Regions from separate parts of the Mus musculus genome. Here regions 1 and 3 are each linked to region 2. Evidence: chromatin loops called from intact Hi-C (ENCODE). Cell type or tissue: heart. All regions are shown on one strand.

Region 1 (2,500 bases), 230 kb before region 2:
CTTAGATCCTCTTACCTCAGCCCCTGGAATGCTGGCATTATATACACAGCCCACCACACTCCACCAGCTCAATAATTTCTTACTCTTACAGGAAACTATAGAAGAAATAGAATCTTGAAACCATATCTGTAAGCTCTTCAAGGATATAGGAATTAATTCTTTTAACGTTTAAAAGTATTTATTTTATATGCATGTCTGTGTGCCATGCTTATTCAAACCCCAGAAGTTCCCAGCAACCACAATGGCAGCTCATAACCATCTGTGACTTTAGCCCCAGGTCCTCTGGAAGAACAACCAGTGGTCCTAATCACTGAGCCATCTTTCCAGATCTCTCTCTCCCCCGCCCCCACTTTTTTCTTAAACTTGCATGGATGGGCTGGGGATAGGAGTGGTGGGGTGCTGGCCTAGCATCCTTGCAGCCTGAGGCTCCATCCCCAGACCCTCCAGAAAGCTCCACTGTTGCTGACTCACTCTCTGTCTAGTGAAGCCTGTGATGGCCACCAGATCCACATGTGCATGGGAGCCTGAATCCACCTGAGCTCACTGAGAAATGAGGGAGAAGCCGGTGAGCTATGATAACTATCACTTTAGACATACCGCAGGGAGCGAATAGCTGAAATCCTTTCTTTTAGCTGTTTTCAGGTGATGTTATTACTAACCTGTGCTGCAGACTCACAGCTTCCAAGGCTGCAGTCCATGCTCACCAGCTTCAGTTTCTGGGCTGTATTTGTGATGAGGCACGTCATGGTGTGTTGCATATGGTGAGGCAGAACTCACTGAGAGGTATTCTGGGAGGAGAGAGGGATCGGGGTTCTAAATCCCTGTTGGGGGTCAATCCCCTGTGACTTCAGTTTCTTCACTAGACCCCACCCCTCACTGGTCCCATCCATCACTCCCGAACACCAGCACGGGCTTCAGCATGTAGCCTTCGGGGCTCATCTCAGCAGTCCAGACTTTAGGAGTTTTATGAGTACTTACCTGGACATTCACGGTCAGTGTGTGGAGATGCATATGACTGCAGATATGTGTATGTTTGCATGCAGGTGTGTGCTGAGCCAGAGGACAACCTTGGTGACCTTCCCCAGGTGCCCAAGGAGGTCACCAGCAGACCTTGCGGTGAGCTCTGCCTCACTTCCCAGAGGGGGGCTTTTTAAAATTTAAGTCTGAGAGACTTAAATTAAAGATTTATTAAATTAAATTAAAGATTTATTTATTTTATTTATATGAGAACACTGTGGCTGTCTTCAGACACTCCAGAAGAGGCATCAGATCCCATTACAGATGGTTGTGAGCCACCACGTGGTTGCTGGGAATTGAACTCAGGACCTCCGGAAGAGCAGTTAGTGTTCTCAACCGCCAGAGCCTTCTCTCCAGCCCGCAGGGAGCGCTCTTAACTATGAGCCTTGTTGGTTTAGCCCCAGCACACACTGCCTGCCACTGCTGGAATTTTACATTGGTTCTCAGGTCCTAAGCTTGTGTAACAAGCGCTTTACTGTGTGAGCTGTCTCCTCAGCATCATCCCCCTTAGTGTTTTTATGAGACACCATTTCCTTACTCCCGGGAACATTTGGCGATAATTTTACCTCAAACAGCGGAACTGTGTGTGTTTGTCTGGCTCCCCGTGTTGAAAAATGCATCCTTTAGAACCTTTTAGGAACTGCGTTTGCGGACCAGTGGTTTAGAACCGCCGGGTTCCCGCTTGAAGGTTCTGTGGCAGACCACCAGGAGGCGCTGTGGTCCACGAGCTGAGCAGGTACCAGGCCTCAGAAGCCGAAAACGCAGATCCCAGGTTGTGTCTCCTGGCCTTTCGCTTCCCAGCTTTAGGGAGCAGTGTTCTGAGACACTGGTCGCAGAGCCCTCAAGACGTCATTTCTCACCATACCAGTCCTCACACAAACCAGTTCTTTTTAAATGCGAAATGAATCTGGTAAAGATCAGTTGCAGGCAGGCTAGCTGGGCTTTATGCACAAGTTTGGAGACCTGAATTCAATTCCTGGAACCTGTGTAAATGTGCCAGGAGCGACACGGTTCCACATTACCGTCTGAACCCTCTCTGCATGCTGTGGCTCAGGTGTGAGAGCACTCACATACACAATAATAATAAAGGAAAAACTTCCAAGATCAATTGCAAGGGATTGTGGCTGTCTTAGTGGCTGGACTCTCGCCTGGCATGTGGACAGAGTTTGAATCCCAGGTCTATCAGGGTCTACGCGGCTGACCCTGAGAGCGGAAAACCTCGTCCTCTCTATGGTCTGGTTTCCTTGTCTGTAAAGTTGAGACAGCGATAGCATCCAGCTCTGGGTGGCAAACATTTCCTTTTGTTCGTGGGTCTATACATGTTTGTGCGTGCAGGCGTGTATACACACGTGAGCATGCATGTGGAGGTCAGAGGTCAATCACAAGCATAATTTCTCAGGAGACCTCCACTCTGGTTTTGTTTTGTTTTGTTTTGTTTTGTTTTGTTTTGTTTTGTTTTAGTTTTTAAAGAAAGGTCTCTCTC
Region 2 (2,500 bases):
CAGCCCCTTCAGCAGCCTTGAAGCCCCTGGTGCAATGTCCTCTCTTGCCCTTCTCACCAATACCAGGAAATAGAGGCACAGAGAGGTTAAGTCCTTTACCCACAGCCACACAGCTCTGATAGTAGACATGAGATCTGAACTCAGAGGCTGCCCACTTAGACAGTGGCATTAAACATAGGGGGGTCTTGCAAGCAGACTCTGGGCTCCCCTGAGCCTGGTTTCAAATACTGACTCTACCTGCACCTTTGCTGCGGTTTGCTGCTGTCCACAGCAGGAGAGCCTGTTCACATTACAATGTCTTGAGCTGGAGAGATGGCTCAGCAGCTAAGAGAGCACTGGCTGTTCTTCCAGAGGATCCACACGGTGGCTCACAGCCGTTTGTAACTCCAGCTCCAGGGCATCTGACACCCTCACACAGACATGCAGACAAACCATTGCAAACCAACATTACAGTGTCCCTCAGTCATCACCCCCAGCCTCTTCTGTGAGGAATTTAGTGATATCCTGGGGGCTTGGGGAACTTTGAGGAATGCTCAAAAGATGGGCCCAGCAGAGCAGGGGCAGGTCCCTGAATCTCCTCTGGGGCAAGCCATCAAAGATGAAGGTTTGAGAGGAAACCTGACCCACACAGTTACCATGTCCTAATACGCCCCTTTCTGGCCTTGCGAGATGAGGGCATAGAGCCCTCTGTTGGCATCTTTGTCTTGTGGGTCCCTATTCTAGAATTATTTCCGCGATGCCTGGAACATCTTCGACTTTGTGACTGTTCTGGGCAGCATCACAGACATCCTCGTCACCGAGTTTGGGGTAAGTCTCCTGCCAGCTTCTCTCTGGGTGACTCGGGGCTGCACTAGTGGGAGGCAACAGTTGCTGGCAGGCACAGTGGCCAGCTGGTAGCATAGAGGGAGAACATCAGAGGCACAGCCTGAGACAGGAGTGAGGGTGAAGTTTTTCTGGGTGGTAATTTGGGGGTACGAAAACAGTTTTTAAGGTTTCAGTGAAGAGGGGAGAGAGGTATGTCCAAAGCTGGGACATAGGGCCAAGGCAGAGCAGTGTGCCTCTCTGCCTGGTGGCTGGTGAATTGTGAATAGTGTTACCAGTTCACTACATTGAGAGCTCATGCCTTTAAAGACAAATAGAACTGAATTCCTGATCCAACCGGACCACGAATTGTGGTCCACTGCCCCCTGCTGGCCATGGTGGGGATAGCACTTTCAAGACCTTAGGCTAGTCTCTGGAATAAGCAGCCCTCCACCAGCCCCAGGCAATGCAAATAAGGAAAGTGGGGAGAGAGGAGTACCTGAGCTTTCAGACTACATTGTAATTATCCCTTTTTAGGTAAATCTAAGAGTCCCCAGAGTCCCCTCCCAAACCTTGTCCTTGGCCATGAGCCAGTGACCCCTGACTTGGGAACCCTCAGGAGACTAAGGAGACCATAGGAGATCCTCCCAGGGGACCAGAAACAAAAAGCTACTCATCGATGCCCAGCGTCAGTGATGGTGTGGATTGTCCCCACACACCCCCCAATGACAATGGAAATAATAATAACTGGACTGGGGGTGTGGCCTAGCGGCAGAGTCCTGGCTTGGCTTGTGTGAGGCCCTGGGTTGGTCTCCTACCCCCAAAACAAAATAAAACAAAGACAAAAAAACAAAACATCAACAAAACACCCACAGAGAATGTGTGCCAAGCACCTCAGATGAGCTGTCTCCCACTGAGAAACTTGATCAGAGCACAGGAGAATTGTCTCAAAGGGTTAGACTGGATTGTCCAAGAGGGTGAGGGCTCAAGGGCTCTGGGAGGAAAGAGCTGGACAAAGGTCGGAGTAGCAGCCAGCAGAGAGCTCTGGAGAGAGGTCCTGTCTACCCGTCCTCTCCCACCAGAGCCCCTGGCTGACCCAAGAGAAATGGGGGGAGAAAATTCGCCCTGCATGGGACTCACTCCACATAGCAGGAAACTGACACCCAACACCAGGAGGCAAGCACTCACATAAGGCTCTGGAAACCCCAGAACAGATGTGACCATTTTCCCATTCCTCCTGCAAGGCTGGCACTTCTGGGACCTTCAGATGGGAGGGTCAGGACAGCTTAAGACAATGTCCGTTTAGGTTCAGTTTGAGAGGAGCTGCCTGCTTCCCAGTAGAGCAAGTGAAGTTGGTTAAAACTCCCAGTTGCGCGAGGACAGTGGTGGCACATGCCTTTAATCCCGGCACTTGGGAGGCAGAGGCAGGTGGATTTCTGAATTCGAGGCCAGCCTGGTCTACAGAGTTAGTTCCAGGACAGTCAGGGCTACACAGAGAAACCCTGTCTCGAAAAACAAAAACAAAAACAAAACAAAACAAAAAAACCCTCCCAGTTGCCAGTAAGACATCCTTAGGTCTAGATCCCACTGCTTATAGCCTGTAAGATAGCGGCACCTAGAGGCCAATTCGGAGACATCAGGACCATTACCGAAGCCAAACAGCCCTCCCAGTCACCCAGTTGCTCTGGTCATATCACCC
Region 3 (2,500 bases), 94 kb after region 2:
GTGTGTGTGGGGGGGGCAGATCCCTTAGCTCACACCAGGTTTTCCTAACCTGCTCCCCACATCCTAAACCATAGGCCCTGGGCCGCCTGCAAACTCCCAACACGCCCAGCCTTACCTGATGCCCTCCCGTCGGAGTTTACCCGCACATCTCTAGTCTCTGACCTCGTGCGACCCCCTGCAAATATCTTAGGGCTCTCTCCAATCCGCCCCCACTCGAGCAAGCTCCGCCCACCCCCCCCCAAGTCTAACTTCCCGGGCTTTTCCTCACCTCCCCCCAAGGCCTGTAACCTGACCCGCCCACCCCCTTCCCCAGCGCCCTCTACCTGCAAGCTCCGGCCCTCCCGCACCCCTCCAGGCCTTTTCCCTCGGGCGGCGCAGCCCTCCGCCCTCCCACCCCCCGCCAGCCCGAGGCCTCCCCTCCCCCCTCCAGCCTCGCCTGCCGGCTCCACGCGATTACCCCCTCCGGCCCTGAGACTTCAAGGATCCCGCGACCCGCGCCTCCCCCGAGCGGCCTTCAAGCCCTGCGGGCCGGGCCCGCGGGCTGGACGCTGTAGGCCGCCAGCTGAGATTCGGCCATCTCACTCTTGCCCTCCCGCCGCTGTCAGCGCCGCGGGCTCGGCTTCTGGTTCGCAGCAGGGCGCCCGGAGGCCTCGCCTCTCGGCCCTCCGCCGGAACCTCTGATGTCCTCGGGCCGCCCCGGGCGGGAGGAGGCCGGAATTGGGCCTGGGGCGGGCCATCTCACCTGCGCTGTGGCCGCGCTCCGGGGCCTCCCGGCGGGCTCCGCAGCGGCAGCTGGGGCCGGGCCTGGGCCCGGGGCGCGCCTCCCTGCGCCTCGGCCTCGGCCTCCGCCTCTGCGGCCTCCGCGGCCTCCGCCTCAGCAGCAGTGGTAGCCGCGGCGGCCATTCATTGTGGGCCAGGCCGCCCCAGCCGAGCGCCGAGGAAGCGCACGGCGCTGCCGGCAGGGAGGAAAACTGCCTCGGCCCCGCCCCTTAGGCAAGCTTAGCCGCGCTTCGAGCGCTTCGGTTCTCACCAGCTCCTCTTTCCTCCCGGGTCTCGGTTCTGTAGACGGGCTAAGTTGAGTGACTGCGGGACAGGTTGCTCTGTATCTTGGAGCTTCAGTTTCTTGTAAAATGAGAACAACTGTTGTTCCAGGAACAGTTTAGGCTCTTTGTGGAAATGAGGTTTCATGGAGCTGAGCTGAGTAAACTATCAAGATCACAGGAAAGTGAATACGAAGATTTAAACTTAGGTTCAAGAGGTTAATAAAGTGAAAACTCAGGATGCTTATGCGATGTGAAGTTCTGTTAGCATTTTGCACTAACTCAGATAATTATACGTCTTATAACTAATGTTAGAGAGGCCTGACTACTTTTTGGATGGGTAGCAGAGTCAAGAACAGAAGAGTGCGGACTGGATTAAGAGTGTCTACTGGCCGGGCAATGGTGGCACACACCTTTAATCCCAGCACTTGGAAGGCAGAGGCAGGATTTCTGAGTTCGAGGCCAGCCTGGTCTACAGAGTGAGTTCCAGGACAGCCAGGGCTACACAGAGAAACCCTGTCTCAAAAAAATTAAGAGTGTGTACTGCTCTTGTTGAATAGAGTTCAGTTCCCAGCAGTCATGTCAGATGGCTACAGTTCTAGAAACTATCACCTTTTTGCTCTTTGAGGACTTACACACAACTGCACACATACACAAAAATAACAAAAAAATAAAATTTTGAAACAAAATAAGTACCGTTGGGCCTGGTAGAAATGCCTGAAATCTCACCATATGAGAGACTGAGGCAGGAAACTCTAATCTGCCCTGGGCTATATAACTCCAGGACAACCTGGATTAAGAGTGCCCTCTACCCCCAATTAACAGATAACATATAGCAAGGCAAGCTAAGATAACTCTCACATCCCGGATCTCCATATTTTCCTGATGCATACATTAGGCCAACACTCAGTCTGAGTGGCTCCTTTGCACACTTCCCAGGCATTCGGTTATTTAATCTTTGCCCTTGACAGCTAAGATTCCTATTTAACAGGTAAGGGAAATAGGAGCCTTACATTTTAATTAACTTGCCCAGAGTACGTGGTGGGACTGAGATTCAAAGACAGTGAATACTATTCTAGAGCCTGAGTTAACCTACAAGGTGCACACAGAAGACATCTAAAGGTGCAGAGTGCCTCCGCTTTTTGCCCTGAATTAAACTAGTGAAACTCCCTTGTAGAAGAGTTGTATTATTAAGAATCACTGGTGTAGTGTAGCCTGCGCACTTCCTTCCCTAGAAGAGTCTTGACCCTGGTCGCCCACTGTAGGTAATGTCTCTAATTGGTCAGTTATTGTCATGTGATTGGCCCGCCCTCTTTGCCAACATGGCGGCTCCCAGGCCCTAATGCGAGAAGCATGCACCGTGACTCGTTGGATCCTGTGAGCGGAAGGGAGACGCTTGTCCGGGTGGGTGGGTGGGTGGGTGGGTGTGTGGGTGTGGTGGGAAACCTGAGCCGAAGAGA

Evidence for each region. Peaks named below come from ENCODE experiments on the same cell type or tissue, not always from the same donor. Only the 100,000 strongest peaks of a DNase experiment are listed, where the experiment ranks them.
Region 1: it touches region 2 in a loop (11-fold over the local background); 3 of 42 quality-filtered maps call a loop at or near these places.
Region 3: a loop joins it to region 2, with 2.5 times the contacts of the local background. A loop is called at or near these places in 2 of 42 quality-filtered maps.

What each region holds. Positions count from the first base shown.
Region 1 is chr8:84,362,186-84,364,685 of GRCm38, forward strand. It overlaps a transcript of Cacna1a not described here. Among named protein-coding and RNA genes, the nearest start is that of Gm23626, 17 kb to the right of the region's middle. In heart, no CTCF peak of the experiment used is centred here; no DNase peak of the experiment used is centred here; H3K27me3 peaks cover 1,582 bases.
Region 2 is chr8:84,593,414-84,595,913 of GRCm38, forward strand. Cacna1a (calcium channel, voltage-dependent, P/Q type, alpha 1A subunit) reads left to right here. Exons shown (of 47, transcript NM_007578.3): 31 at 724-807. Among named protein-coding and RNA genes, the nearest start is that of Gm32854, 5.9 kb to the left of the region's middle. In heart, CTCF peaks have their summits at 1,194 (motif pointing left) and 2,423 (motif pointing left); a DNase peak (open chromatin) is centred at 2,438; H3K27ac peaks cover 451 bases.
Region 3 is chr8:84,686,933-84,689,432 of GRCm38, forward strand. It overlaps Nacc1 (nucleus accumbens associated 1, BEN and BTB (POZ) domain containing), which reads right to left and starts at 930. Exons shown (of 6, transcript NM_025788.3): 1 at 743-930. It overlaps Trmt1 (tRNA methyltransferase 1), which reads left to right and starts at 2,315. Exons shown (of 17, transcript NM_001164559.1): 1 at 2,315-2,417. In heart, a CTCF peak has its summit at 963; DNase peaks (open chromatin) are centred at 129, 969 and 2,329; H3K4me3 peaks cover 2,500 bases; H3K27ac peaks cover 2,230 bases.